Linked DNA regions of Mus musculus: all the other regions are linked to region 1. A link is a loop called in an ENCODE intact Hi-C map of the cell type or tissue named here. Cell type or tissue: heart. All regions are shown on one strand. Links, peaks and the distances in the headings refer to the core of each region. The heading gives the core; the rest is flanking DNA.

Region 1 (4,357 bases), core at 166-4,165:
ACACCCTGTTGGGCAGTAACAAGAAGTTAAAGGCTAAAATGGAGAAGCCAGACTGTCAGCTTCGGAGATAAAGGGGTGAGAGCAACCAGGAAGAAAAGGGGAGTTGAGGGGAGATCAAAGACAGCCAGGAAGAAAGGCAAACTACCAAGAAAGGCTGTTTTCAGGCGCTTGGGACCTTACAGAAGACACCCCCAACCCACGCAAAGCAAAGAAATTCAAGTTGAGCCATCCAGTCATCCAGCGAATTGAATAATTGAATGCCCCACGTGGAAAAAAAGCTAGCGAGATGAAAAGTGACCCACAGTCTAAGGCATAGCCCTACACAGGGTGGCATGAAAGAAACCCGAGCTGGCTTCTTCCCAACACCGTAACTACTGCTGCTTATCCCCAGGCCCAAGAGGAAATCTTTGTGTGACCAGTTTCTTCTGTAGGGGGCGTCCGTGATGTTGCCTTTTTAAGACGAGAAAGACTGCTTGCACCCGGAGAAAATGCTAATGCAGTTTGGAGCTCCGGTTCATTGTCAGGAGGGGCACACAAGGATAAACACATAAGCTCTCCAAGCCATTCTCCTCACTCCTCCTCCTCCCTGCCCCCCCCCCATCCATCCCTTCAGCTTGCTGGGTTGCTATGCTTTGTTCTAATTTGGCCCATGCATAATTTATTCACGTGTGTTTTGTTTCCTGATCAGCAACTTCTAGAAACAAATGGCATGTATAAGATGTTTTATTAAACAAGTTGTTTTTATAATAATAATAATAAAGCAGATGGCCTCAGTCTCCCGGTAACGATGTGTGTGCTCCTGCGTGCGGAGTTTTTAAAATGTCCAGGGTGCAAATAGCTTGACCGATTGGGGTTATTATTTACACCCTTAGCCCTCAGGGGAAGAGGACTGGATGCAAAAGGGGGCGGCTAATTATAAGTGACCATTCGACTTCCTCTGAGGAAAGGCAGACAGGGGTGTTGTGTGAGCGTCCGCGTGCGTGAGCCAAGACGGAGTTACAAATGCATCCCACGGCAAGTATTTCCAATTATTAAGGGATACAAGTGTAAATCTGAACTAGTTCTATTAACTGATTGGCCACCTTCTAGCTTCTCTGTTCCTTCTCCCCCACAATTTCTTATACATGCACTCTTCTGTGGAAAAAAAAAAAAAAAGTGGAAAGATCTGGGGGACCCAGGAGTGTGGAGCTCCTGCGCGCGCCCGAGCGTAAGCCCGCTCCCGGGCATCAAGGATGCCGCTTTGCCAATGAAGAACCCTGTACACATAGCAAATAGATCTCTCCGACTTGAGTTTACCAAGCAGCATCAGCTCGGCTACGTGATTTCGGCTGGAAATGAGGAAATTGCAAATCAGCTGTGTGTGGGTTCTGGAGAAACTCCCAGCCCCAGCGGTGTGGCGGCGGGAGTCGGCGAGGAGCGGGGAAGTTACGCCCATTTCTTCTGCCATAAAACAATTTCTCTCTTCGGTGAGACGCTGTCGCGAGTGCAAAGTAGCTGAGCTTCCGAACGAGAACGGGAGCCAGGAACTCGCATCAAGCTCAGCCTCCGTCTTTACAGCAATATCTCATGGAAACTCCAAGATCTGGGACATCCCTGCCCTATTCCTGGTTGTTGGCTGGTGCAAACGCAGCGGGTTCTCCCTACGGGTTTCTTGGCACTAGGAATCCCACGCACACTCTCTCGCCGCCGCCCTGCTGCTCCCCAAAGCGAACGGTGTTTTCGACTCCCATAGCCAGGGACGCTGTAGCGCGCAGCTAAAAGAGCCAAGATCGACCACTGACACACACCGGGAAGAATTGGCACTAAACACCCACGCTCACCCTCCGACTCCCACTGGCTTTCATCAGGGCGGGGAAGTCCTAGTACACCGGGCACCCACTGGGTGCCCACGCCGCGCCGCGATTCCCAAGGATCCACCCTCTGCCAACATGCCTGCCAATAGCGCCCCTTGAGAGCCACACTAGTTTTCCGAGGCCACCCCCGGCTCCGCGATCACCCGCGGACTTGCGGCTTCATATTCAGTCCACCGACTGGAAGAAGGAAGGAAGGAAGGAAGGAAGGAAGGAAGGAAGGAAGGAAGGAAGACCGGCGGGCAGGCAGCTCCGATCGGGAACCGGCCCCCGCGAGTCCTTGCGCAGCCCGCCCCCCTGTGTCCGCTCAAAGTCTCCGGGAGGCACCTGCCCCTCGCTGTCGCCAGAGCCCTCCACCGCCGCCTCCACCGCCTCGGCTTTTCACCCAGAGCAGGCAAGCACACCATTTATAAGACCTGCAGTTTCCCTGCCTCCATATCAACCCCAAGTTAACCCGGATCGTTAATTTACTAGAGCCAGTTAGCCTACAAATACACAGACACACCGGCGACCGCCCGGAGCGCCTGCCTGATCCCCGGCTGCCGGAGTGGAAAAGCCCGGGGCAAGCACCTGGGCCCCAGGACTCCCGGGACCCGCCGCTCCGCGCGCTGTCCTCCCAACTCCGGAAGGTTTACACAAACTCCCTGCGAGAGCTCGGAAGGCAGAGCGAACGCCCTGCAAAACTCCGCAGCCGCTGCGGTCCGTCTGCCCGCCTGGGTGGACGAGCAGCGGGGCCGGGAAGGTTCGGGCTTGGAGTGCAGGGCTCAGCCGAGCGCACGACGCGGTCTCTGCCCCGCGCTCCGGCCAGGCTCAGCCAACCCCGCGCTCTGGCCAGCCTCAGCCAGCTCCGCGCGGCGCCGGGAGAGGCAGGGGACTCCGAGAACCGTGAAGACCCGGGCTGCTCACGACCCCCGCAGCTCCTGAGCCGGCGCCGCCGCTCTGTGTTCCCTCCCGGTCCCGGTCAGCCAATTAAGCAGAACACAAATGTAACAATTTTCTTTTTGTTAATTGCATCTCCTGACATTTCTGCGCGCTGGGAGGAAAAAAAAAGATGAAGAAGTAAGAGCAGGAAGAAAAGAGGAGCCCGGGCGCAGCGGGAGGTGTCTGCGAGAGCCGGGCGCCGGCTGCGCTCCACAAGGCGCCTTTTTTTCATATTGAAACCACGCGGAATATGTACATTTTTTAGTCTTACTTACGCTTTCAGGGGGTTGTGAATGACAGTCGCCATTTTGCTACAATGTAACAGAATATTGTCTGTCTCAGAGTTCTAAAGGTTCGCTCAGGGGAAGCGGCAGGCCAATCAGAGCACGGGATACCGGCCTACCGGCCAATCGGCGCGGCTGGTCGCCAAGTGGGCGGGGCCTGCGTGGTGGTAGTTATTAGGGGAGCTGTCAAAGCCCAGAGGTCACTCCCTTTTGTAGAGCCCGAGAGCGAGCAGGTCTTAAAGGGGCAGTACCGTGTTAGTAGCGCCCTTTTAGATTGGAACTCGTGGAGACAACATGGGAGAGCATTCTCGCTTAGTTGGAGTCCCTACTTTGCTAAATAACTGCAGAGTTTGCGCTCCTGGACAAGAATATTTACATAGTGCCAACAAAACCACTTAACCCCATTCATTAGCTCTGGGCTTTGTAAATCACGGTTTTTAACCCCCGAGCTCCTTGTACACCACCGTGTTGCAGTGCAAAAAGTTGGAAGGCTGCAGTTTCCTCCAAGAAATTACTACTCGTGTTCCACTGTTTGCTAATAATGTTCTGGGTTCCGCGGCTGTTCAATATTCTTGTTCCCGAAGTGTTTTCTTGATCTCAGCCACCTTCCCCGGGCGGTTTCTGAGAACTGGAGAGTCCAGGACAGCAACTCCCTTCCTCCTGGAATGTCTCAGTGTCAGGCTTGCGGACAGCCACGGCTTTTGTTACGTAATTCACGGGTGGTCACTCCGCGCGGTCCCCTACGACCACCGTTCTCCACTGTCAACGATTCACACTGATCTGACATGGCCAGCTTGGGAGCGAAGTGAGACCTGGCGCTTTTTAGGCAGAAGGTTGGGGAAATTTTGAGGCAACTTTAGGAAACGCAGCTAGGGAAGTCAGTAACTATGCAAAAATTGTTAGAGCCTGAGGTAGGTGTTGCCTGAGTCCCCTCTGGGAACGGCTCTGAGAATTCAGGCGTCACCTTTCTGGACTAAGATAGGAGGTGAAAAGAATTTGCAAGTGAATGTTCAGACGTGACTCCTGGCTTCCCCAGTATGCGGCTGCTCAGAATCTGATAAACCCCAGAAGAAACTGAGAGACTTCTGCGAACTCAGACTTCCACGGAGCACAGGGAGACTCGGAGTGGGCGAAAACTCATGAAATCACTTAGAGGGCACAGGCATCGTTAGCTTATAGAAGCCGGGCTATGGCCCCCTTGGCTGTTTAATCAGGTCAAATAGCTGGGGGCTGGGAAGTGAAAAGGAAACCGAGAGATGCTGAATTGCAGTTCACAATTCCACCTGCTCTCGCCTTTTACGA
Region 2 (4,357 bases), core at 187-4,186, 120 kb before region 1:
ATGAAAGGTTGGGTGTGGATATGAAGTAGTTATATGAAAGAGATCTTTGCACTGAGGAGTTTCCTGTCTTGATTATAGTATTGGTTACATGGGATAAAATGACAGGATCTCCAGGAAACCCCATGGAAGAGGAGGTAGGGTGTATGAGCCAGGGGTGATAGAGTGTGGGGAGCGGGTGTGGCGGCAGTCCCAAAGGCGCCAGGGACTGCAGCTAAGTCATATGACTTGCACCTGACTTCCTCATATAAGACACAAACATCTTGAGTGCTGCGCAGGTGTACCAGGATACAGGTGAATCCAATTTGGTGGAGATTTGCCCCTGCTGCCCTGATTAGCTGAAGCCTCGTGACTGGCGAGGGGGCGTGGCCTGCGGTGCGTGGATGAGAGAGAGTAAAAAAGGAGTGAGAGGCCCAGGGTTCGGGGGAGATATAAACAAGAAGAATCAGGACTGAATAAACTGCTGTTAGAAGGACTGGTGGTCGCGTAGTTCTTGCTGGTCGAGAGCGGGCGCGACAATAGAGGACACAAAGAAAAACTAAGACCCTCTAAATCAATGAGCAAAGTTCATGTGAACTCACAGAGACTGAAGCGGCATGCATAGGACCTGCTCAGGTCTACACCAGGTCTTCTGCACTTATATTACGGCTTCCAGCTTAGTGTTTTTATAGGACTCTTGTGTGTGTGTGTGAATGAGTGGATCTCTGTTTCTTGTGTCTTCTTTTGGGCTCTTTTCCTTCTCTTGGTTTGTCTTGTCCAACTTCAATGGTATAGTTTTTGTCTTTTCTTATTATATACTATTTTTATATTTTTTGAATGAATGAGTGAGTGAATGAATGAAAACCTATACACTGGGGTAAAAGTTAACAACTGTCACTTACACCTGCTGAGAGCAGGAAAATCAAGTTTTCTCCAGTAGAGTGACACTGGGAATATCAACCACTCCAGAGCAAACCTCATGTTAAGGAGCAGTTGGACAACATATAATAGACTCCTCAGTTGTGTGTGTGTGTGTGTATATGCGTGTGTGTATGTATGTATGTTGTGTGTATGTATGTTGTGTGTATGTGTATGCACGTGTGTCTTTATTTGGTTATAGTGTGGTGGGTTTTTTATTATTATTTTGTTTTCTTGGTTTGGGGGATTTGTTTCTGTCTTAGAGTTTCGTCCATTTTTTGAAAAAGAACTTAAAGATGGCAGGCCAGGAAGGGGGAAGGGATCTGGAAGGATTTGGGGGAGGGAAGAACATGATGGAGATATATTTTCATTTTAAAATTGTTTTAAATAATAAGAAAGGAAGGAAGGAAGGAAGGAAGGAAGGAAAGAAAGAAAGAAAGAAAGAAAGAAAGAAAGAAAGAAAGAAAGAAAGAAAGAAAGAAAGAAAGAAAGAAAGAAAGAAAGAAAGAAAGAAAGAAAGGCAAAAGCTTCTCACACTTCTCACACACATTTTACCATTATCAACTTCTGGTGTGATCTTTGGGGAAAGCGAACGAAAACCAGAAAGGTGTTCTAGGTGCCGTGTGCAATTCCCAGGAGGTATATGGCAACTTAACATGAGAAGCTAATTTTAAGAAAGGAAATTCGCTGGGTGTGGTGGTGCACGCCTTTAATCCCAGCACTTGGGAAGCAGAGGCAGGCAGATTTCTGAGTTCAAGGCCAGCCTGGTCTACAAAGTGAGTTCCAGGACAGCCAGGGCTACAGAGAAACCCTATCTTGAAAAACAAAAACAAAAACAAAAACAAAACAAAAACAAAAAAGAAAAGAAAAGAAATTCTATGAATCCTCTAAACAGATCAACCCTTAACAAGTAAAACCAAAATGAAACCTATAAATCCAACTATGTAGAAGACTTACTGTCACAACTAACACAGAAGACTATCTGAAGTGACTTTGAGGCACAGTGGCTTGACACCACAAGAGGGCAAGAGATACAAAGTGCAAAAAGAAAAACTGTCAAGTCCTGTCCGGTAATCTTACTACAAATAGCCCTGCTGTTACTGAACTACCAATGTGCCTATTGTGCACTCTGTATGTGATAAAGCAAGGGTGTCCACATCATTAAATCCAGGTTCAGGGGTATATGCATATGTGTGTATTTATGCATGCATTTGCATACATGTGTATGTACATGTGTGGTAGATATCCTCATGCATGCACTCTGGTGTGTGTGTGTGTGTGTGGTGGGTATCTGAGAAAAGGGATATGGGATAAATATAGTTAAAAACAAACTATTTAAAACTGAATTGGCTAGGAAATAGTATAATTCAATAGCATTCACTTAAAAATATCATACTTCATGGGATGCTGGCTAAAACGTCTGAGAAACCATGATCAACCTAGGGAGCATAGATGCTCATTTCAGAGCATCTATGAAGACAAGAAGAAACCAGGGCTTCTAGGAGAAGCACGTCCATCTAGGTCTAAGGCAGGAAGTGCATAAGGTGAGCTAACATCGATTTGTCTCAATATCAGGAGGGCAAGGAAGCCATCAGAAGGAACTGAGGCCGTTTCCAAAGCCCTTCCGGACAAAGATGGGACAGCATAGGCATCAATCAGAATAACGGCTGCAGTGGGTTAAAGTGCATCAAACGGGCTTAAATCCGAGTTCATGATAGCACTTAAAATAACCACATTGATCAACTTTGGACAAGACCAAGGAACCAACTCATTATTCTGAAAACTGGTAAATAAATACAAGGGAAACATCCTTTATCTCCTGTCAGCTGTACCTCATAATAACCAAACGTTTTAATGAGGGGATGTTTTTCTTTACAGAGGCTGTAGAGCTAATAAATGAAAAACCACCATGGCCTCTAATCAAATGCCACACTGGGTTTTTGGTTGGTTGGTTTTGGGGGGGGGTTCTTTGCAACTCTTTAATGGAATAAGAATCTGGATAGTTATCACGAAGGGCTGGTAACGTGAGTGAAAGGGGATAATCAGGCTGCATGAGCCTCCTGGTGAAAGCCCAAACTACCACCTGCTTTTGCCAGAGAGAGAGAGAGAGGAGAGAGAGAGAGAGAGAGAGAGAGAGAGAGAGAGAGAGAGAGAGAGAGAGAGAGAGAGCCTGAATAAGTCTCCAGACCTAATTACCAATTCACAGCAATAACACCATGGGGATGCAATCAGCAAATCTGAGCTCTGGGAAACCCTACAGTGCAAACAACCCAGTTTCTTCAACAAATAACATACAAGGGAGAAAGAGTCTCAGCGAAGCCTGCAGATGTCTAAGGGCAGTGTCACAGTTGCAATGCAGGAATCCTGTCTGGACCCTAGCTTACAGTAGAGGTAGCAGGAGAAATGAATGTTGACCATTTGATTAGGTAGTGGTCCTGGGCTGGCTTGATCTTCTCCTTTGTCCTCTCAGGCAGAGGCTTGTCCTGCATCCCAGGCACACTAGCAATCCTCTTGTCTCAGCTTCCTAACCACCGTGATTTCAGGCATGTCCCACGGCACCCAACTAGTTTGACATTTTAAGTCCAGAGTATTTATACGTGACATGATGTGCTGTCCCAGATCTACTTCAAAGTCATCCGGAGTCAGGGAGAAAGGTGAAAGCTAAGCATAGATGAGACAGTCGGCCATGAGCTGCCTGTTGTGGAGCTTGGCCGTGCGGATTCTGATTTTATTTTGCCATTATCTGAATTTTACATATATATAAAACTTTTCAAAACAACAGAAAAGGTTTGTTGACTATACTCATGAAGGAGTGGCAGCAGAGGCCTACAAACCCCAGCCTGAGAGGTAGAGGATCAGGAAGAGTTCCTGGTCGTCACTGGCTCCGTAGAAAGTTAGATCAGCCTGGCCTATGTGAGACCTTACCGAAAGAGAGGGGGTTTACAAAGATGGCTCGGTCAGCAATGTGCTTACCATGAAAGTATGGAACCTAGTTCAATCCCTAGAAACCATATAAATGCACACACTTTTAATCCCAGAGCTGGGGAGGGTGGGAGAACAGGCAGATCCCTGGGGCTCACTGGCCAGACAGCCAAGCTGAATCAGCAAGCTCCCGGCAAAAGTGATAAACCCTGTTTCAAAAACCAGGATGAAGAACAACTAAGGAAGGAAGGTACTTGCATGCACACATGTAACACACCACACATGCATGCATGCGTGCACCCTATGCACACATGGAAACAGGTATAGACACATGCATGTGAGCACACACACACATATTTTAACATAAGTAAATATGACCACAGAAAAATGCATCTCTAGAACTAGTTATCTCCCTAATCTACACCAGTGGGTTTTATTCTATTCTTAGAAGCCCAGAAGTTTAGAATCACAGTCATAACAATGATAATATTCAACATTTTAGAGCATATAGTATGTTGAGTTGTTTATAGATATCTCCATT
Region 3 (4,357 bases), core at 111-4,110, 74 kb before region 1:
CATGTATGGCCCAAGAAGAGGAAAAGAACGTGAACCTGGCATCAGCCATGATGCAGACATGCACAGGGAAAGGACGGCACAGAAAAGAAGTAGGAAACAGAGCATACTGGGATATGCCTATAATTCCAGTACTGGAGAAGCTGACGGGGGGGTTGGGGGGTGGGGGTGGGGGGCGCTGATTCAAGTTCTCCTCGAGACAGGGTGAATTCAAGGCCAGCCTGAGATAGTCAAAAACCATGTCTTAAAAATAAATAAATAGCCAGGCAGTGGTGGCACACACCTTTAATCCCACCACTTGGGAGGCAGAGGCAGGCAGATTTCTGAGTACGAGGCCAGCCTGGTCTACAGAGTGAGTTCCAGGACAGCTAGGACTACACAGAGAAACCCTGTCTCAAAAAACCAAAAACATAAGTAAGAAAGAAAAAAAGAAAGAGAGAGAGAGAGAGAGAGAGAGAGAGAGAGAGAGAGAGAGAGAGAGAGAGCAAGCAAGCAGGAAAGGAGCGGGGAGGGAGGAAATAAGTGAAAAGTATAAACTGATACTACATTTGATTCTAAAAGACAATTTTATGTTTTATAAGCCATTTGGGAAATAAAATAAAACTATTTCTGGGACATAAAATCTCCAAAAATTCAGGAACAATTGGTGTCTTCCTTTAAAACTAAAATAGTGTTTGGACACAGAGCTTCACATAGGGACACCACTACCCTGTGAAGGTTCAAACAGAGGAGGGCATACAGGGAGGCAGCAGAAGCTGGGAGAGGCCACAGAGCAGACTCATCGTCGTCTTCAGCGGCCACAGGAGGGGCCCACACAGCTCATACCTTGACCCTGGATTTCCAGCCTCCCTGGTGTCACAGACTACACTCCTGGTGCTCACACTATTCAGTCTATGCTACCTGTTCCAGCAGCCCTTGCTCACTAATACCTCCAGAGCCTTGCCGTTCTTCACCACACCATGACTCAAGGGAGCATGCTGGCAATTTCTAGAAAGTCCTCAGATTTTCCTTTCTATTCACTAAACTAGACGTTGTGGAGGAACTCACAGTAAACAAGACATAACATGTTCTCTGCAGGGGAACGTGTGCCTCACCTGACACTTTCAAAAAAAAAAAAAAAACGCCTCTGCATTTATTTGTCTCTTGCATATGACAAGCCTTACGTGGAGGTAGGGAAAGCCAGCCACATTTGTCTAGCTTTCATATGAGAAGACTGGGTTCTAGAGAGTTGGAGACAGCTTCGGAGCCTGCAGCATGAAATGGCAGAGAAGGAGCAGAGGCCCCAGAGAGCAAGGCTGTTCCCTGAGACTGCTTCTCTCAGCCCGCCTGGCTGCCTCCCTGGCAGGACCAGGAGCCTCTCATCTCCCCTGCAAGAGAAGCCACTGAGCTGAGGCAACTGGGGGACGGGGAGGAGGGAGTTGTTAGGATCCAAAACCTTCTCCAAGTGTGCTCCAGAAGGCCAAAGGGAGGTCCGCGCCAGACAGGCCTGCCAACGACAGATGCAGTCACAGCAGAATGGGAGGCAGGTGCGGTCGCAGGCTCTTCAGGATTCCATGCTCGCTGTGGCTCCCCACACTCCCACCCCCACCCTTCTACCACACAGGTTCCTAGTAACGGTGGTGCCGCCCTGTGTTGTCAAAATAGTGAGATGCCAGGAGGAATTCAAAATGAAATCTATGTGCTTCTGCAGCCTCCTAAGTGTCTGTCACTGTGGTTGTAGCTAAACCCGCTAATGTGCTAAGCATTTTCTGGCAGTGCTGGGAGGTAGGGCTGGTATTTTGGGAGCTGGGAGGAGCTTGGAGGAGACACCCCTTGTAACCCTGGGAAGGAGGAACAGGCATGGAAGGCAAACCCCGAGCACATCCCCTGAAGTCACTGGGCCACCAAGCCGTATTTTGAGGTTCCCGAGTCACCAGGTATATGGGCAGAGAGAGACCAAACTCAGGCCAGCAAGCAGGGACGCGGCACAGAGTCCTCTCAGGCTAGGGCTGCAAGGGACAGTGTGCTCTAGAATGTGGCTGGCAGGGGACACTTTTTCTGCTGACGCAAAGCAGCATGCACTGCTGGCCAGGAGACAAGGCAGCCAGGCTTGGCCCTGGCTCATCTTTTCTAAGTTAGGGGCAGGGGCAGGGCCACGATGACCAAACAAAGCAAAAGATGACAGATACTCAGAGGCAGGCAGGCAAGAGCCCTGACCCTTCAGAGGGCCTAAGGATATGAGTCCTGGAGAGGAGAGGTGACAATAGCAACTCCCACCATCCAGGATACTGGGTTCTCCAGACACACTGCACTATCCATTTTCTGGAAGCCTTTTGAGAATGGCTCAAACATGACACAGAGAGGGGAGCAGTCCCCTCACCCCTGAATCTGAACCCATACAAGATCCTGGTATGTCTTCATCCTGAGTGAACTCACACCTCTTAGGGGAAACCAAAGGAATTTTCGAGTGAGGAAGCAGAGACCAGGACCAAGTGGTAGCCCTGCTAAAGAGAGAATTCCTTCCCTGGGCCACTGTGTGCCCGGAAGTGTAGTGAGTGACAGGGGAGGCTGCACAGGTAAGGAAGAAGAAGGGTCAACCTGAGAACAGATAAGCCAATAAAACCTTGACTGGATTCAATCTGAAGGAGAAAAGGGGGAAAAAAATCCCGGCTGATAGTGGCTGCTGAGAGCTGCAACTTTTAAAGCCCCTCTGGCAAAAGGCTCTTCAGAGTCTTTTGCAAACCCCAACCACACAGCCAGCCAGCCACCTCCGGGCCAGCAGCACGAGTGCTTCTGCTGAGTCGGAGCAAACCCACAAACATCCAGCCAGACCTAACCCTCCTCCTCTGCCTGCAATCCACCCCAGCCTCTGTGCCTAAAGAAAGGGTCCTCAATGCAGCTGGAGATGGTAGAGTTTATCAGGGCCACGAGGAGCCAGGAGCAGAGACCTCAGCCTCAACGTGGCAACGGGTGCTTAGCCTTCTGAGTCTCCTGTTTTAATCTGCAGACATGGAAAAGATGAAGCTGCTCTTGGGAAGCCGGGGAGAACTGGATGAGATGATGAAGGCTGGATTCTGGGCACAAAGCATGGTGGGGGAAGAGGCCCCGTGTAAGCTGGTCCCTCTTCTTCTTCCTCCCTCCCTCCCTCCCTCCCTCTAAGCACCACATTCATTGCAGGCACAATACAACTCAGTCGGGATTTATGAGTTTGGGAAAACAAAGGCCTATGCATGTACAACCAACCACCAGCAATGAGTTCATGAAGCCGCCTCTAACCTAGTACATCCATAGCTGACCACCCAACTCATCTCCCTCCTACGCCTGCTTGAAATTACTTCCCTGGAAACCTCTTTTTAGTAAGACCACTCTGTTTTCCAATCCCATGAAGACACAAACTGTGCGTTCTTCCCAGGAGGGAACAACGTTCCGGAGCCTACTATTTAAATGGTGGTGACCTGGTCCTGTGTTCTTGTAGCCCCACAAAAGCCTTTCTTCAGTGTCTCCTCTTTCATTCAGACTTCACATGGCTTGCCCCTTTTTTCGGAAGCCCAAAGCAGTTCATCTGTATTTGTCACATACGCTCATCAAAATCTGTCTTTGTCACATGTGGAGGGGCCAGGGATGTAAGACACACCTATAATCCCAGCACTTGGGAGATGGAGGCAGGAGTAGTGAGTTCAAGACCAGCCTGGGCTACATGAGAGCCTGTCTCAAAGCAAGAATAAAAAAGAAAAGAGGAAAGGAGAGGAAAAACATTCCCAGTGCTGATTTGATTTTACTTTTCTATCCCCACAATACAGAGCACCCGCTATGAAGCCAGTATTACCCTGATGCCAAACCAGATAGACATCTCAACATTTTTGATTTCATAAACCTCATCCCTTACCTCGTCCTCTGCAGAAGAATTAACTCAAACTGGGTCGGAGAGCTAAGTGTAAGAGCTAAAACTATAAAAGTTCTAGAAGAAAAATTGGAAGAAAATCCTGTTTGTCTTAGGTTAAACAAAAATTCCTTAACTAGGGCACCCCCCGCAATGTCGGATTTCATCAAAATTTAAAACATCTGCTCTCTGGAAGGAACTAGCATCAAAATAAAACACAAGCCACAGACTCCAAGGAAATACTTGCAGAAAGCATATCCAATAAGGGATGTCTAGTCAGAATATATAAAGAACTCCTAAAATTTAATAATAAGACAAATGACCTAATATTTTTAATAAACAAAAAGAACTGAACAGACGTTGCATAAAGAATGAGCAACAGATGGCCAAAAAGCATGGGAAAAAATGTTCAACGTCATTAGTCATCAGGAAAATGCAATTAAAAGCACAGTAAGATAGCATTAAACTTCTATTATAAAAGACTGACAGTGCGGAGTACTG
Region 4 (4,357 bases), core at 175-4,174, 270 kb before region 1:
TGGCTTCTGCCTCTAGTGGTGTCAGGAGGGGTTGGGAAAGAGGACAGGAATGTCAGGTCCCTATCTAGAGCTCCAGTCCTCTTTCCTTGCCCGTTGCCTGTCCTGGATTTACTATAGGTCCCAAATATAGGGTCTTAAGAGTGTCTAGAAAGAAAGAAAGAAAGAAAGAAAGAAGAGTTTATCTTCCAACCGGAGTTCTTCAGCTACCACATAAGGATGTAAGGCTGTAGTGGAGCAGAATAGCACTGTCGGGGACTTGAGGGGTCCTCAACAGAATCATTGTCTCCCCTTAGTAACCTCTGGACAAAATGACAGTGGCTACTACAAACTGGAAGTCCCATTGTTAGCAAGACCTGCACCATGACACTTCTCAGCAAGAACTACTCTATTAGCCCTGCTAGATCTCTAGACAGGTCATCTCTCTCTGCCTCACACTCATGGGCAGTGAGGCTCAGAGAGGCAAAGTCACCTAACCAGAGTTAACCAGCTAAAAAGAGACTACTACATTTGAACAAGTGCACAGTGCCCTCTACAGAAGTTGGCTCCCATTCCAAGTGGTTAATCATGCTGATGGTGTGTGTGTGTGTGTGTGTGTGTGTGTGTGTGTGTGTGTAGTCTGTCTGTGTCTATCTGTCCACATGCACATGCATTTATGGTATCTTTGTCCTCAAGTCCCCAAACCCTGGGCACCTCCCATTACCATCCAAGCCAAATCATGGTCCCCATGACCACAGCCCTGGCTTAGGAGCCTGACCATGGACAACAACCTGGCCCTTGACATGTAAGCCTCCATCCATCAAAAGGGAGATTCCAAGGAGACTTCTAGCTTTGGCTAGAAGCCACAAGAAGGTGGCTTCAAAAAGCATTTGGAGTTCCCACAGACACACCTAGCTCTGCAGTTGGTTGTTTATGTAACATTATTCTTCCCGGTGTCAGTGTGGAATAGAAAAGGCAAATGTTCTCATTTCCATTTCACAGATGGGTACATCGAGATCTGAGGGTGCTAAGTGATTTGTCCAAGGTCACATACCATCCAGGGGTAGAGGGGACACTAGAACCCTGACCCTGTGATTGCTGCTTATTCCAGGGCTCTGAGAAAGAAGATATCAACTTTACTTCACTAACACATTCCTTTTCCGATGCAGGAGGATGGCTCTGGAGACCTGGCCTGCCGTACCCTGACACGACATCTCCAAGCTGAGCTGCTCTCCCTACTCTCTCTGCATGGAGAATCAAACCAAAACCTCTGAAGCATAAAGGCTGAGCCCATTCTCCAGGCCAAGTGAAACAGAAGAGAAGGACCCCAGGAGCCTTTAAGAGTCCTGAGCAGCCCCAGCGCCGTGGACAAGCTCCGACTCCTGCCTTGGGCTAGAGAGGCATGATCCCCATCAGCTATGCTGGGCCCAAGCAGGGCTGGATATAGAACACCTGCACTTCTGTAGAGAGCAGACTCATGTACACTCCAGAAGGAGACCTGTCAAGACTCAGAGCATAAAGGTGGAGGGCTTTAAACATATTTTTCCCCCACCTTTAAGCTTGTATAACATTTCAGAACATTTGGGCCTTTTTTCCCTTCTGAAATTAATTTAATATGATCCCCCAAACAAGTAGTTAGTCTCTGAAGATACTCTGCTTTGGGTTTTGTGGAACGAGAGAGCCCGCAGAGTCTGGAGAGGGAATGTACCCCTCCGTGGAGACGGGCCATTCCTCCAGCCCTCCCTTGGGTCTTTTGAATCCACACAGGCACAGCAACCAGCAGGAGGAAGAAGAGAGCTTGAGAGGAGGAGACAGATGCTCTCTGGACAGGGGCCCTTTAAATGAGATCATTTCGTATGCATGGAACTAGCTCTGAGGCCACAGGGCCTGCAGGAAAGTGACCCCCACTCTCTTGCCACAGGTCACTCTGCAAAGAAGTTGCAGGGGGGGTCACACTGCTTGGTTCCATGCCAGGCTGCCCTGGGTCCACGTGCCAAGAGCAATTAGCCAGGGGGAGGATGACTCCTGTGGAGTGGCAGAGGCCATGCTGCCGCTGGGCAGAGGGGCCCAGCCAGCCCAGGTCTCCAGGGGCTTCTTCAGGAGCTGACGACTAAAAATAACCCAGGCCTTTGTTGCAAGCTGCTGGACCACAGCGATGGAGCTGAATCCAGGGAAGCCGAGCATGCGCGAGGGTCCTGCTCACGGAGACCTGCCCTTTGGGCAAACGATTTTTCCAGAAATGTGTCAGTTATCATGCTGGTGCCGTGCGTCAAAGGCAGCCCAGCCCACTCCAGCCCTCAAGGCTTCTCTTCTGACACACAAGAGTTCTCAGAATCTAGACCTTCCTACATCTTCTAGAAACCTTGCTTCAAACGAGAGCCCATTCCATATGGGGGAGCTTAGGGTGCAAGAACGGACAAGGGCTCTGAATCATTGCCACCCAGTCACAAGTAATCACTGTGCCCAATGATCTGGTTAAGTAATGTTCATCTCTTCACCATTCTAAAATTTCCAGTCACATCTCAGTGGTCATTGGCAAACATATACTACATGGAAGGAAGAAATTGCCCAGAAAAGAAATCCATAGTGTAGCATCAATACTGGGAGAGTTTCTCAAAGCTACATACAGTCTCTTCTAACCAACCCTGGACTGTTGAATGGGCATCCTTTGCCCACCTCTCCAGAGCTTGAGTCCCACCCCCCAGAGACTGAGCCAGACCTTCACGGTCAATTCGGTTGGGGGCAGGATCTTCAGCACTTTTCTGTGTTTAGAGACTGTGTTGTCTCACCTCAAGGACACCACAGTTCTGAAGGTCAAGGAACCACCTAGTCCCTCCTGAGGAACAGCAAATACTGGCTGGCTATAGCAGGGCCCCAAGTGTTCCTCCCATCTCCCAGGCCCTCTGAACCCCTGATCAAATGGCAGTGCAGTGGATCAAGGTCATCGCAGCTGGGGATGCTACTGCCAAGGCTCAAATGCTACAACTTCTCTTCTCAGCAGAGACTAAGAAAACCAAGACATTTTCCAAGTTCTGTCTTCAAGATGGCCTCCAAACATGGATGCTTCCAGTGAGACTCGTAATAGGCAGGAGCTTCCCCACCACGGCATTTTGTTCCTCTGTGAGTTTCAGGATGAAGAGCCTAAGCTAAGGGTGAGGACACTCTGTGACAAGTTCTTGAAACACAATAGACAACAAAACAAGAACCCCACCAAGCAACACACGAGTGGTTGATGAGCAGTCACAAAATGGCTTCCTCCAAAACAAGAAGCAACAAAGAGAGATGCCTGTGACAGTGAACATGAGGAAGTTTCCACAGAGCCGGGGCTGGATTATTCTTCAAAAGTGCCAAGTTCCCGCTGGTAGAAATGAGGAAGAGCTGGCTGAAGGATGTGTGGGGTGGGAGGTCATGGGTAGGGCGAGAAGTGAGTGGAGACCTTGCTCCCTCCGTTCCCTTCTGTAACTATTCGTTTTCCTTGTAGTTGGTCTGTGTGCATATACAGGAGGAGACCTCCATCTGGGTTGAACAGGGCTTCAGTTCAGCCTCTCTAGTGGTGGGCTGCACTCTGTGACCTGGGTGGAGCCCTAGGCCTGGCAGCCAAAGGCTGATGCTTTCTCTTTGAGCAGCTCCCAGCATAAATGGCAGCTCCAGCTTCCTATAAGAGACAAAATGACATCAGTATCAACATTCCCCCAAACTCTAGGACCCCAGCCTCACTGCCTCAAGGTCTGGTAGCTCCTCTTTTCCCTCGACTTTTATAATGCAGAGACCAAGTCTCTGTTCTGAAGGCAGGCAAAGTCAATTGCTCAGTGGAAAGGTAATGCAGAGCTATCAGAGCAGCTGTTAGAAAAAGCCCCACCCCTTAGTTGTACCCCATAGCCAGCCATAGTGAACCTGTACTAGGTCCCTTGATGCTCATACACCCCCAACCCCCAATGTCACAGCCACACATCTAAGAAACATGTCTTTGACCAATCTGTTGAAATTTCACCTGGTCACACTGTGCCTCATTTTCCTCATGGTGCCCTTTGTTAATAGTTGGTCCCACCTCATTGGGTAGTGATAAGTACATACGACAAGACCCAAAAAGCCCTTAGCGCAAGGCCTGCACCATAATAAGGGATCAATAAGAGGTGGGTGGTGGTGGTGTTGCTGAGTTCATCATCATTACCTTCTGGGGGCTCAGCCACTGGGGGATTTAAACAGTACATGTGATAGCCACGATCGCAGTCATCACAGAAGAGTAGCTGGTCCTGGCAGATACAGAGAGGAGGAGAGAGATGCAATTACTTGAGGGCAGTGTCTTCCTCCCACTTATTCCTCTCTCTTATCTCCAAAGACCAACTTTCCAGGCCCCATTTGGGCTCCTCACTGTCCCTTA
Region 5 (4,357 bases), core at 140-4,139, 160 kb before region 1:
GGGAACATCTTCTTCCAAATCCTCCTCTTCATTCCCTTCTTCTACGTTTTCATCATTTTCCAAAACCCTCTGAAATGACAAGAGAGTCCGATACATGAGTTGAGAGATGAAAGGCAACCGTGAGGACCATCAAAGGGCAGGTTGGGGATATTCTAGGGGTTTTGTTCTTCAGCAAAGCAAGGGTGCAGCCGCTGCCTAAGAGTTTGAAGTCTCGGTGGAACCAGCAGTCTTTCAAGCCCTCAGTTCCCTTCTAGCCAAATTGTCCTAACATGCTGACCTTTCTCAACTCTTTCACCACCCCCAGCCCCAAAGCAGAGGCTTTTTGCAAGAGCAAAAGGATGCTTTCCTACATGGGGCCAGGTTACTTACTCAAAACTTACTGTCTTTAATACAGTGTGTTCTTTTGTTTCTAAAGAGCTACCTCAGAACATAAAAAGCCATCTCTCCTTCTCTGCCACTGTGGAGCTCTGCCTTGCTTGACGAAAGCAAGGAACTCCTTGTTCAGCTGGCGGGAATACAACCTTAATATGCTGCCCATAATAATCCACTGTGAGGTTATTTTTAAGAAAAATAAATGTCCAGCAAGGTGTTAGTGGCACACATAATCCCAGAATAGGAGGAGCAGGAGTTCAAGGCCACTCTCAGTTACATAGTAAATCTAAGGCCAGCCAGGGTTATGGGTGAGAAAAAGAAGCAGACAGACAGACAGATGCATGCACGTACGCACACCAGCATGCACACACACACAGATAGATGGACACACAGATAGATAGATAGACAGAAGAATAAAATTATTTCATCACAGCACATGACTTTAAGTTTCAGAACTAATCAAGCTTTAAGTTCATAAATTCAAATGAGTCCTCTCTAATATCCCTCAGAACATGGCAATACAAGCGTCAATTTCCATTTTAAAGGTGCATAAACTGAGGCCGCAAACAGTTTTGTCTGTTCACAATCACCCAGCAAAGCCACGGCCAGAGCAAGGACGGATTGGTGAGCTTATCAGCTCCACACTCATCGGCCCTCCCGTGCTGCCGAGACTCCCCAAGTGCACTGCAACAGATGCTTCAGGCAGACCTGAGCGGTTTATTCCCTGTAACGAAGGAAAGGACAGAGGCAGGGGATGAGCCCCCAGGTCTATGATAGAGTAAAAGGCCATAGAAGACCCAGTTGCTACCAGGGAACACTACATGAAGAAATAGACTTGGAGCCCAGGAGAGCTAAGGGACCAGCATGGTAGAAGAAGCCTTTCATGGGCTCACTGATGTAACTCTGAGCGATACAATGTTTTATGCCTCTTCTTATCCATTAAAAACTAGCAATTCTTCAGCTCTCTATTTGTCCAGTGCTGATTACATGCAGGCACTAAGCCAAGCTACAAACAAATGTCCTGGCCTCAAGTAGACCTTAAAGTGTACTAAATGGTTGAAATAACTCATATAACCGTTTAACAGGCATTGTTGTAATGATTGTGAGAGGTCAGTTCAAGGTTCTGTGAAAGGGTGCTCCGAGGGAACTTGACCTGATCTGAAGGTCAAGGGAGGCTTTCCTGAGGCTGGGACAAAAGAACGAGGAGATGTGGGACGTGAGCAAAAAGGATGGATGAGAGCAACTTAGACGCTTCCAGCTTCCCAGGAAAAGGGTTATGTGTGTGAATGGCTGGGCTTAGGCAGGATCTAGGTCAGCAAGAGCTGGTGGAGCAGTTAGCGGACGGTGGCTTATTCAATGGGGAGAAAGACTGTGGTGTGACCAGCGCTCAGTGGCTTGGGGAAAGATGATGAAGGCAAGGCTAGAGAGGCGGCATTATCACGTGACACAGGGCTGCAGCTTGGGTTAGTGGTGAGGAAGTCACACCAACTATGAAAAGGCTTAGAAGGTGGTATGCACTGCCCACGCAGTCTGACGTCACCATTACTGCTCAAATGGTCTCCAAGACACCAATGCCTCTGTAATTTTGTCTTCAAAGTGGGAAGCCCAAGAGGAAGTTACCAGAACATCCCACTCCAGACACATCTTCTAGGTTGCTGCTGGTCACATGATCCTTCCAAAGGACACAAAACATTCCCCGTGACTTCTCTATCTTCTCTGCTTGTCTTGAGGAAGCCACGAGCATTCCCCCCATGGGCTCATATATTTGGTTCCCAATTCATTAGATTGTTTAAAAGGGGTTTAGGAGGGATAGCTTTGTCGGAGGAAGTGTGTCGTTGGGGTTGGGTCTTGAGGTTTCAAAAGTGCACGACTCCAGTTCCTGCACGCCTCCAGTTCCTCCCTGCTTGTGATCAGGATGTAAGCTCTCACTACTCCTCTATCTGCCTGCCTGCCTGCCTGCCACCATGTTCCTCATCATTATAATCATAGGCTAGCCCTCTTAAACTGTAAGTATGTCCCCAGTTAAATGCTTTCTTCTATAAGTAGCCTTGGTCATGGTGTTTCATCACAGAATTAGTAGCCCTTACTAAGACACAGTACTTACAGACAGCTCAGCCAACCTTCAACATCAAAGAGAAATGTCCTTGTCTGCTGAACATGGCCTCTGGCCCATCAATAGGAGATGTGGACTAGGGTCCAGAGCACATTCCTTGGCTTCCTGACCTTAAAATGGGGTTACTAGTCAAGCCAGGCAAGGCCAAATCAGACACTCTACCACCTTGGGTTAAAAAAAAAAAATCATAGAATGAATATGAGGTAGCCCTGTGGCTACTGCTGTTGATCGTATCTTGCATACTTTCCAGGGCTTGAAGTCACTTAATCATGGCAAGTTCCAAGTGCTGATATCTAAAGGTCATTGCCTCTGGCTTCTCAGTACAGTTCTGATGCCCCTGACATATTTCATGATGAGGAATTTGTTACACACAACATGAATTCTAGACTGGAAGGTTAATAAAAAAATAAAATAAAAAGGTGACCGCCGCTGGACTGGTCCCCTAAGTCTTATAGTCTCTTGGCAAGCTGATTTCTCCCTTGAGTTTCCATCCCGCTTGCCATCAGTGCGTAACTCTAGAAGCCTGAGTCTAAAACACTGGCCTCAGATACACAGCCCATTGTCTTCGTTTCCTGCCATGCAGCCCTGATTCCAGAGCCTCTCTACCCAACTCACTCCATGAGAGCATAGGAGCTCCTAACAAACAAAGCCTGAGCCAGGACTCGGGAGCCTGAGTGGGGAGAGTTAGGAGGGAGGAGTGAAGGACAGGCGGCATCCAACAGAACCGACAGCCTCGCTACCTACCACCCTGTTACACACAGGCAGCCCCTGTCCATAGACATCTGAAGAATAAACACACTTGAAAATAGCATTCCCTACTGTTACTCTAAATAGCCTTTAGTGAGCTGGTAACAATGATTTGTGCTTGTTTTCAACAGTAAAGGACGGGGAGGGAGGGAGGGAGGGAGGGATCTCTTAACTTATCCTCTCCTGCTCTCCTGCACTGTCTGCTCCCCCACGCAGAGGAGGAAGGGGAGGAATCTTTATGAAATCTAAATTCACTGCCCTGATCAAAACCCTCTGACTGGCTTCTTTCCATCTCACACAAGGCCAAAAAGCCACAACAACTAGGTCTCCAGAGGCCTGAAGGGTCTGACTCCTGCCCACCTGTCCCACCTCCCCACCCCCAGTACTGTACTCAGACCACAGGGCCTTCTATCTGCTCACTGGACAAGATGGGCACTGACCTGTCTCAAAGCTGTCACTCTGGGGATCTCACATCGCTGGCTCCTGTCATCCCACAGGACTGTGGTTAAACCCACGTCCCTTAGGACATTCGTTTGCCTAAGCTCAGCCCCTCCTTCAACACTGCTTCCTCCTGCTGGCTTTCATTAATCCAAAACTCCAACTCTCTTATGTGTTCACTTGCTTTAACTGGGCGTCACACTAGAAGCAGAGCAGCCCTCAGTACCTACCACTCCATGTTCAAAACAGGGTGCCTATCAGACGAGAGCACACACCAATTAATGCATTAAAAGTTAAGGGAAAGGCACACAGCCAACTTCTTATATATGTAGTCCTGCAATGGAAAGTCAGTAAGAACTTAAACTCAAGGGGCTTGCGGTCTCGTTTCAGCATCCTACAGCACGGACAGCGCAGTCGCATGCTGTGCACGGGCCGCCACACTGCCAACACCAGGGCTGATGCAATAATGGCGATACAATGACAGCATGGATCCTGGCCCTGGGCCATGTGAAGGTGACTCAGACTTGCTCCCAGGATTACAGAAGAGCGGCTGTGTCCACGTGTATCCAGGCTTCTGAGCACTGACTCTGTATCAATCACAGATCCTGTCCATGTACACGAATGAGGTAAAAACACTAACAGGGCCGTGGGTAATACAGAGACGACGCACCTTGCTCCCAACGCTAC
Region 6 (4,357 bases), core at 146-4,145, 1.3 Mb before region 1:
CCCTCCTCCCACGGCGCCCAGCGCGGTGCTCCGCAGCCGGGACTCATCCCCCGGGCGCCGCGCGCTCGTCCCCGGGAGCCGGCGGGCGGGATGGGGGGCTCGGGGGCGCGAGCCGGACTCCGGGCTCCTGCACAATAGTTGATGCCCGGGGACCAGTCGCTTCGGCCTCCGCGGCGCAACGGAGCGCGGCAGCTGCGGGGACCCTCTCGGAGCGAGGCTGGTGGCGAGCCGCGCTGATCCCGCCCCGGCGGCCCCTAACGCCGGGCGCTCGGAGCCTCGGATCTCCGCAGAGGAGGCGGCGAGCGAGCGCGCCCCGACCGTCTGCACGCTTTCTCTTTCTCCCCAGGGAGAGCGCGCGGACGACGCGCCCGGGACGCGCGGCTGCACCGGGAAGCCCAGGCCAAGCGGTAAGTGGCCCGGGAGGGCAGGGCTGGGAGGGGGGCGGGGCGGCACTGCTGACAGTCCCCCCCCATCACCCCCAATGGGCTTGGGGATTCGCGGACCGGAGCTGGACGGTTACAGCCGCTGAAAGTTTGATTTCCGATTTGGTGGCGTGCTGGGGGATCGCGGTCCCGGCGGGGGCGAGTCTGCGCTTCACCGTGCACGGCGCGCGCGCACGTTCTCACCTCAGGATCCGGATCGGCTCCCCTAGAGGCCCGGAGCCCCGCATCCCTGCCTGGTGGCCGTGTTCACCCTGCGGCTCCGGGCTCCTCGGAGAGATCCTTCCCCACCCGACACTCGGTGAGCTCTTTGCAGGTGTGCTGCAGGGGGCCAAGGTCCAGGGGGTTAATGGTGGGGAAAGGAAAGATTTGGCTGCGGGCTCGGGGGTGTTAATTTCTCTCCTGGGGAGATACTGGGGACTGAGATCCGGGGATGCTCCAACCTGCGATCCTTGGAGGAAGGAAACCGTCATAGGGTTGGAGAGGCGTGAGGATTTCCTTTAAAGAACTTTTTCTCCCCTTGCCCTTTCCAACTTCGCTCCTGACCTTAAAGGCAACTTGCCAGGTTCATAAATCGCTCCATGGCATTTCAACGTGGGCAAGCAATCGCGTTGGGCAGATTGAAATTTCATCGGGGCTCACCGAGTCCAAAACCAGAGAGGCACGGGAAATAGCTAGCTTTCAAGGGAGGCGTTGTGCTAGATTGTTGGCATTCCTCTTGGAAGGGGAAGCGTTTGGGGACTGGTAACTCGGAGACTGCCTTGGAGCTTTATGGATTTAATTATTATTATTTTTTTCCTGACGACTAGTTGAGAGGGCAACCTTTACTGAAATTCATACTACCTTGTACACGATTATGTTTCTAAACGCGAGCCAGTGATGCGATGCAAATTTCAGAGGGAGGTGTCGACTTTCATCAGGTTCCAGGTCTATCTGGATGAACTGGGGTTGGCGTTTCCTCTATAAATCGAGCCTTTCATGTTGAAACTCTGACTCAGAGTCTTAAAGCCATTTTTTTTTTTTTATACTGCTACTCTGTGGGAGTTAAGTGTCAACTTTCTCCTGCTTTCTCGAATGGAGTATCTCCCAGTGCAAAGGTTCTCTGGCTGATTCTTTTGGACGGCCACAACATTAAATGAAGCCCTACCAAATTGCTCTAGCATCGTCGTTTAGGCACGGGAATGATTTTCTGTATCTTGGTTTAACGACTTTCTCCCTTGTCCTTTCTCAAACGCTGCAATTAAACTGCCTTTACCAGGATGGAAAAAAAGCTGATAGGATTATGCAGAGCAGTTAAAAGGTTTAAGCAAAGCAGTTTATGGCCACTGATGTGTCCACCTATGCGGTGACAACCCAGTTATTAACTAGAATATTATTACGGAGGTATTTTCCCATGAAATACGTTATTGGTACAAAGGCATTAACAACAGTGATCTAAAATAACCTGGGTGATGGCTGGAACAGAGATGGTTGGGGCAAATCCCACATTTGGGGTGGCGACGTGCTTCAGTGTCACAGAAGATATTGTACTTTTCCTCACTCTTAAAGGATTCTTGAAATCGACTATCATTAATTAGATTTTTCCAGTTGACCGAGAGAAGGAACGGGTTTAGCAAGTGGCTGGAGACAGACAGTAGGTGTAGCTGTTAGCCTCTCTGCAGTTCCCGTCGTCACAGTCCTGGCGCCCCGGACTTGCTAGATTTGACTGTCAGGCAGTTAGTAAGTCCTCAGCACGCCACTAAAATGACATTCTGAGGTTAACTCTTCTTTTGACTCAGTTTTTCAGTGGTATTTCCTTTTATATTTATTTCATATTTGCTTTGAATGAAGTTTGTAGTATTGGTGTAGTCTCATTTGAAGAAAAATTTAAAGCAACTTTTTGAAGGGCTTCCTAACAATGTATGAATGTACTGTAGTTTGAGGATGGCTTGAGATTAGCAGTTATGCAGACTCTGAGGTCTTGGTTAACTGAGGTAAGGTATGCATATGTTGTAGTTTCAGTCGCAGTGTAAATTTTTAGTCAGTGACTTTTCAAATGCTCTCTTAGGGCACAGAGAGCAGTGTTGAGTGGACCCCAACTCAGAGCAGCTTCTTGGCTGGCTGACTTAGTGGAAGATTTCTGTGGTAACGAGAAGGCTTGCTGGCTCTTGCCTGGCTGTATTTTTTTTTTTTTTTAAACCAAAGGTCTAGTCATTGCACAAATGGTATGACTATTAATGAAGCTTTTCAGGTTACTTTTTAGATTTGAACCTTTTGCTTCACTGGCCAGATTAGAATGGTACCCGGCCCCCTTCTTTAACTCTGATGGAGCAAGCCTCTTTGTTCTGTGATGTGAAACACACATCACAGAAGCTGAATCTCAAAATTGGAAAAATGAAATTTCCCTGTATTTGTAACCTTTTGAGCCTTGAGAGGCAAGCAGTGTCTACAGAGTACCACCAGCAGAGGTGTTTCTCTTGGCTTCTGGGACTCCAGTGGTTAGAAGAATCATTCTTGGGCATAGGGGGCTGGACTGGTGGTCCAGGGACCATGGGATCACACCCACATCTGAGGGTGAGAAGTTACTCCATGTCCACGGTTTTGCATATGAGGCAGTTTTGATTTTCCAACTTCCTTAGAGGATTCAGGTGACCTGTCTTCAGAGGTGTGGATTTCAGATACCGACCTGCCTTGCCGCTTTCTGCCAGGGTGACCTTAAAACTAGCTGTACCCTTTCACTGTCTTGACTGTGAGGCCTGAGCCAGCTTTGCTGCAGAAATCAACTAGAATTTATGTGTGTGTGAAAATACGTTGTAACTAAAGTCTCCTTTGTAGTTGCGGTTTCTTACCCTTCCACTGGAGGCTGAAACTAGAAGGGAGTTTGAGCTCAGTTCCTTTGGCCCAGCTTTCCCCAGTTGGCAGGTGAGGCCCTCCAAACCCAATGGTATCTTATAAAGTTAGATGTGGCCAGCACTCAGGGTAGTCGGCCTTCCTGATCTGAACATACGTGTTCCTGGGTTTCACCTTTGGTTCTTTTCCTGCGAACATGTTGAAGTTTTCTCATACTTAAGTATTCAGTGATTATTAAATAAAATAAGGGCAGGAATGATAGCTTCGTTAAGGTTGAAAAGGTATGGAAGTAGCATCAATGTCGTGTAGTACATAGCTAAGCTATGGAAAAAGGAATCCTAGATTAAAATTGTTGTTGTTAATATTATTTTAAATATAGCTTTATCACCCCAGTGTCCTGATACTCTCTCCCTTAAGTTTATTTGCAGAAGAAAGGAATGGGGCCCATGAGAGGGTGGGAACAATTCCCCTGGGTCCAGCTTCCTTAAACATAGGTGATTTGAGCAAGGGACAGAATGTCACAGGGTAGTCTAATTTGCAGCCAGGTCTGGAATGAAAATCTGAGTGTATCTTTTGAGGGGGAGAAAACTTCACCTTCTCATCTAATCTTCCATCCATCTTCTAAGGTGACCCAGCTGCAAGGAGATTTTCTTTTGGGACAGGGTTTTTCACCCATTGTGCCACCCTGGCTTGCCTGGAACTCACCATGTAGATCAGGCTGTCCTTGAACTCACAGGTCTGTCTTCCTCTTCTTCCTGAGTACGGGAATGAATGTGTGTGTGTTTCATAAAAAGAACTAGAGTGAGACCCCAGGTTGGCATGGAGGGGCATTAGGGTCCTGGTGGTGCACCATAAGGAAGGTGACAAGTTGTTTCTGCAGGTCTGAGATAAGAGCTTCCAGCTGATGGGTTCTAATTGGTTACTTACCATGCTGCAATTCTCTCTCATTAGATTTGTAGTATGCCTAACTTGAAGTTGTGGGAAACAGGTAATTACATAGTGTTTGATGAGACACTATGCTTCCTGAGGAATGCTGGCTTGGTGATAGAGACTTGCTGGCTTATAAACAAAGGGGTCACTCAGACTGC
Region 7 (4,357 bases), core at 164-4,163, 110 kb before region 1:
TACCCACTGGGTCATCTCACCAGCCCCCAACCAAAGGATTTAAAACAAACATCTTACAATTGGGGGATACAGCCATGGGAGGTTTCATTTGTTGTCATTTAATCGTTGGCAAGCCCCTGGGAAACAAACAAGGCTCCTCTCGCTTGTCACCTCTGAAGAGCCTGGCACTCACGCAGAAGGGCCAGCCTGCACAGAAGGTGTCCTGGCAGTGACAGAACCAAACTGCTGTCAAATCCTAATAACCACACAGCTGGAAATGACCTGGGGAGGGGAGCTGAAAGCCCATTAAAATGCTATAAAACGGAATGGCACGTAATCCAGTGTAATCAAAGATACTAACAAGGACCATGAGATTGATCAAAAATGAACATTTCCGACGGAGGGTTGCCTGTGTCACACCAGCCTGGATGGCTCCCCCACGCCACCCCCACCCCCCACCCCCCAGCTAAGGCAAAGCATCCTAGAGGAATGAGAGCTTTCATGGGCAGTTCAACCCACACAAGACGATACAGCCTGGCCAGGGGCCACCACCATAGTGATGGGAACTGGTCAGAATACAAGAGAGCGAGGTTGCCCATTGTCCATTGTTTGTTTTAGACAGGATCTCACCATGTAGTTCATGTTCCTACCTCAGCCTCCCAAGGGCCAAGACTACAGGTGTACCTCACCACTAGTCCAGGCTCATCCCATGATCTTTTAAATATATATATATATATATTAACTAGTTCAATCTAAGGAATTCTGGGGGGGGGACATAAAATGAAGTCCACAAAGTGCAGTAAAATTCATCTCCTAAAGCCGGGCATGGTGGCACACACCTTTAATCCCAGCACTCGGGAGGCAGAGGCAGGCGGATCTCTGAGTTTGAGACCACCCTGTCTACAGAGTGAGTTCCAGGACAGCCAGGGCTATACAGAGAAACCCTATCTCAGAAAAAAACAAAAAAACAAAACAAAACAAAACAAAACACCACTCATCTCCTAGAGGAAATGGGCTTTTCCTTCTTCCAGATGGACTTCTGGAAGCAAAGAAACACATGGTAAGACTTCCAGGTGAACTTCCCTGCCATGTTCTTCACTTCCAACAGCTTTGGTCCACACGAAAGGAACAAGAAAGCAAACTTACTAAGAACAAATAGAGAAGTTGGCCAATGTCTGTGCCTTACATCGAAAGGAGGAGACAGGGGAAGAAAGCCATGACCCAGTGCAAATGGGCTTGATCTTAAGTCCTTTCCACTCTGTGAGCATGCAGGTCAGTACTAAGAGGCACGCTGTGAGGGGGTGGGGGGACGTGTGTATTTTCAAAAGTGAAATCTTTGTATGAGTGAAACTTGTGATAAATATCAAATACTGAGTGGTGTCAGAGTTCTCGCCTTCCACCCTTACTCGGGTCCTTTCCTTACAAATGTCCTTTCCGATGTGGAATTCATAAATGAATAAATAAATAAAGTCCCAGAAGGAAAAGATTCCACCCCATGGGTGACATTTGCATTAAAGCCATGGGGGGCGGGGGGGGGAGCAGAAGGAATAGGGACAGGCTGGCAGCAAATGACTCATTTTGTGGAGTTGCGACCAGTGTGCCCCAGGCTGGAGCAGGCATGGACCAGCCTCAGCCATCACCTGTCTTTACCAGACCACGGGAGCTAGATTACCAAGGCATGATTGATGTCTTGGGCCGGAGGAAGCTGGCACCAGACAGGTTAGAGCGATGTCCTCATCAAGCGCTGACCCCAGGCCACTAAAGCCTGCAATCAGAAACAGAAAGGAGAGACGTTGCTGGGCTCGGGAAAAGCCTTCTAGTCTGGAACACCAGCTGCTAGGCTCTAGAGGGCTTCGTGAGGGTCGAGAGGTCCCTTTTTGGTCACAAATGGACAGAGGGGTCCAGTCCAGCTCTAAAAACTGGATATCCAGGGACTTTTTTTGAGCATGTCTATAGGGAGATGAAGTCCAGGGCCAGGAGGGCCCTCTGCTCCTCATTCAACCTGTTCCAGAGAACCTGGTCACTGGCTCAACTTCCTGTCACTGCCGTGAGATCATGCTCAGGTCCAGCCCTCTAAGCAGACACTCGTCCTGATTGTCCCACAGGTCCTGTGCTCACAACTAAGGACATGTGCCGCGCCGTACTTCAAACACATGCCCATCCAGGCGTGACGGAGCATGCCTACAATCTCAGTATCTATGCAATGGAAACAAAAGGGTTACGAGTTCAAGGCCACCCTGGGCTACATAGCCCATCTCTGTCTTCAGTAGAGGGAGATGAGGGATGTTCAAAAAGCAAACTCCTCATCTTCTACCAAGAGCTTCTTTCCTCCCCAGCTCTCATTCTTCTGGGGTGGGGGAGCAAAGAGGGGGTCACTGCTCCCCACCCATGAAGCCGCCCTCACCCCGTCTGGCACTGAGCTGTGTCACTTTCCAGAGTTCTTGTCTATTCTCTCATATCATGTGGCCTCAGGTCCCCTTTTGCTGTTACAGGACAACCTTGGCCTACTGTTTGTGCCTGTAAACAGAGATAAGCAGGACTTGAGCAACCCTGGCCAGAGATACTTTTGATCCCTCCTCCTCTCCAGCTTCCACCCTCTGCGGTGCCTCTGTCTGCCCCCCTGCTCCCCTCCTGCCTGCCCACAGCCTCACCCACCCGCCTTTCCCAGCCACCTGCAAACACACATGAAACTCACCTCCAGAGCACTAACACCCTGCTTTTTGCATGTCAGCATGTGTAACTGACACAGGAAGCTCTGCTCTCACTTAGCTTTCAATAAACCCTCGAAAGCTAACGGACAGTTTTTGACAGGGGAAGGGAACCATTTTAAGCCCCTTGATGTTGTACTGCTCACAGAATCGGCCCTTGAAAGAAGAGCTAACCACTAGGTCAGACTGAATTATGTCACCCCACATGCAAAAAAAAAAGCTAATGTCCTGACCCACCAGATTATGGTATCTGGATATAGAGCCATGGGGCCTTTAGAAGTAATTAGGTCGTGAGGGTGGTACCTGAAGAATCGGATGAAGATTAAGGAAAGAATAAACATAGGAGGGGTGACGGCGGGATAGCTCAGCCTGGTAAATGCTTGTCTTATAAGCATAAGGACCCGAGTTTGATCCCCAGAACCTGCATTAAAAAAAAAAAATGCTGGGCACTGTGGCACATGATTCTAATCCCAAATTAAGGCAGGCAGAGCAGAAATTCAAAGTCGTGCTTGGTCACAGGGTAAGCCTGAGGCCAGCCTAGGATGCATGAGATTCAACCTCAAAAAATGAAAAATTAAATATTTGTCCCCATACATATACACTTGAAGACACATGCAAGAAGTCCCCACAGAGGGAGAGGGAGAGGGAGAGGGAGAGGGAGAGGGAGAGGGAGAGGGAGAGGGAGAGGGAGAGGGAGAGGGAGAGGGAGAGGGAGAGGGAGAGGGAGAGGGAGAGGGAGAGGGAGAGGGAGAGGGAGAGGGAGAGGGAGAGGGAGAGGGAGAGGGAGAGGGAGAGGGAGAGGGAGAGGTTCTAAAATCCTTTCTCCCCAATCATTTTCTTACATCTAAAACATCAATACTATTGCTGTACCAACTGAAACCTAATTCAATGTCTAGCATGTCTTCCCTGATGGTTGATGTTTGGGGTTCACTGGACTGTGAACCCCCAAGAGAACAGAGACTGTATTGATTGAGGGGGGCCACAGCACACAGCTGCTCACGTTGAGCCATGACCGCCTCCCAGGGACCAGCAGCTCCAGGGTGAAGGAGGTGACCTGAATCAGGGAGGCCAGCATCCCCTACATTCTGGCCTTGAGCCTGAGGCATTCCCTACATCCAGCACAGAACCTGGTACACAGTTGGTATCCAGGAAGTTGTGCTGTGCTCTGACCACCCTGTTCCCACTGGCCCAGGGGAGGAGGCATTTCCACTTGAACTACAACCCATATACCCCATATGTACACTTAGTCCTCAGTGTTAGATGCACATGGAAGTCTGCAGTTTAGAGGCCTGTCCACTTGCAGCTTTAGCAGGGAAAGTACGAAAGTCTACAATCTCTCTGTTAGTGCTCATCACCCAATGACTGGCTTAATGGCAGCCATCCCTAACCGAAATCATCATCGCTCTCCTTTCATTCCATCCTGGCAAAAAGAAGTCTTCCTCAAACCTTCTTTTAGCCTTTTACCCCTTGGCACAGAATTCAAAGTGGCTTCTAGTGATGCTCTGCCTCTGCCAGGCTGCGGGGACTAAGAGAGCAGGTATATAAAAGGCTGGGTACCAGGCAAGCCTGTTCAGCCCCACACCACTCACAGGCTCCCCGGCCCTGTGCCTTCCCTGCGGTTCACACTCAGTGTTCTGTAGGCCAGCAGAAGGACTTAATATGCTAGAATC

Evidence for each region. A loop is a pair of places that touch in the nucleus more often than their neighbours do. Peaks named below come from ENCODE experiments on the same cell type or tissue, not always from the same donor. Only the 100,000 strongest peaks of a DNase experiment are listed, where the experiment ranks them.
Region 2: it touches region 1 in a loop (4-fold over the local background); 6 of 42 quality-filtered maps call a loop at or near these places.
Region 3: it touches region 1 in a loop (4-fold over the local background); 10 of 42 quality-filtered maps call a loop at or near these places.
Region 4: it touches region 1 in a loop (1.9-fold over the local background); 4 of 42 quality-filtered maps call a loop at or near these places.
Region 5: a loop joins it to region 1, with 2.0 times the contacts of the local background. A loop is called at or near these places in 5 of 42 quality-filtered maps.
Region 6: a loop joins it to region 1, with 8 times the contacts of the local background. A loop is called at or near these places in 2 of 42 quality-filtered maps.
Region 7: it touches region 1 in a loop (4-fold over the local background); 6 of 42 quality-filtered maps call a loop at or near these places.

The regions. Positions count from the first base shown.
Region 1 is chr12:83,484,631-83,488,987 of GRCm38, forward strand. Dpf3 (D4, zinc and double PHD fingers, family 3) reads right to left here and starts at 3,106. Exons shown (of 11, transcript NM_001267625.1): 1 at 3,047-3,106. The coding sequence starts at 3,078. In heart, for the core only: a CTCF peak has its summit at 2,156 (motif pointing left); DNase peaks (open chromatin) are centred at 1,931, 2,381, 3,201, 3,811 and 2 weaker places; H3K4me3 peaks cover 4,000 bases; H3K27ac peaks cover 4,000 bases.
Region 2 is chr12:83,365,785-83,370,141 of GRCm38, forward strand. All of the region lies in intron 2 of Dpf3 (D4, zinc and double PHD fingers, family 3), which reads right to left. Among named protein-coding and RNA genes, the nearest start is that of Dpf3, 120 kb to the right of the region's middle. In heart, for the core only: a CTCF peak has its summit at 1,906 (motif pointing right); no DNase peak of the experiment used is centred there.
Region 3 is chr12:83,410,388-83,414,744 of GRCm38, forward strand. All of the region lies in intron 1 of Dpf3 (D4, zinc and double PHD fingers, family 3), which reads right to left. Among named protein-coding and RNA genes, the nearest start is that of Dpf3, 75 kb to the right of the region's middle. In heart, for the core only: no CTCF peak of the experiment used is centred there; DNase peaks (open chromatin) are centred at 1,444 and 1,924; H3K4me3 peaks cover 926 bases; H3K27ac peaks cover 1,982 bases.
Region 4 is chr12:83,212,181-83,216,537 of GRCm38, forward strand. Dpf3 (D4, zinc and double PHD fingers, family 3) reads right to left here. Exons shown (of 11, transcript NM_001267625.1): 10 at 4,148-4,229; 11 at 1,571-3,631. The coding sequence ends at 3,561. Among named protein-coding and RNA genes, the nearest start is that of Gm51988, 60 kb to the left of the region's middle. In heart, for the core only: a CTCF peak has its summit at 1,761; no DNase peak of the experiment used is centred there; H3K4me3 peaks cover 286 bases; H3K27ac peaks cover 1,966 bases.
Region 5 is chr12:83,324,965-83,329,321 of GRCm38, forward strand. Dpf3 (D4, zinc and double PHD fingers, family 3) reads right to left here. Exons shown (of 11, transcript NM_001267625.1): 5 at 1-69. Among named protein-coding and RNA genes, the nearest start is that of Dpf3, 160 kb to the right of the region's middle. In heart, for the core only: no CTCF peak of the experiment used is centred there; no DNase peak of the experiment used is centred there; H3K27ac peaks cover 1,285 bases.
Region 6 is chr12:82,169,670-82,174,026 of GRCm38, forward strand. It overlaps a transcript of Sipa1l1 not described here. Among named protein-coding and RNA genes, the nearest start is that of Gm30799, 100 kb to the left of the region's middle. In heart, for the core only: CTCF peaks have their summits at 565 and 2,071; DNase peaks (open chromatin) are centred at 492 and 2,092; H3K4me3 peaks cover 2,339 bases; H3K27ac peaks cover 1,618 bases.
Region 7 is chr12:83,373,102-83,377,458 of GRCm38, forward strand. All of the region lies in intron 1 of Dpf3 (D4, zinc and double PHD fingers, family 3), which reads right to left. Among named protein-coding and RNA genes, the nearest start is that of Dpf3, 110 kb to the right of the region's middle. In heart, for the core only: no CTCF peak of the experiment used is centred there; a DNase peak (open chromatin) is centred at 2,520; H3K27ac peaks cover 2,157 bases.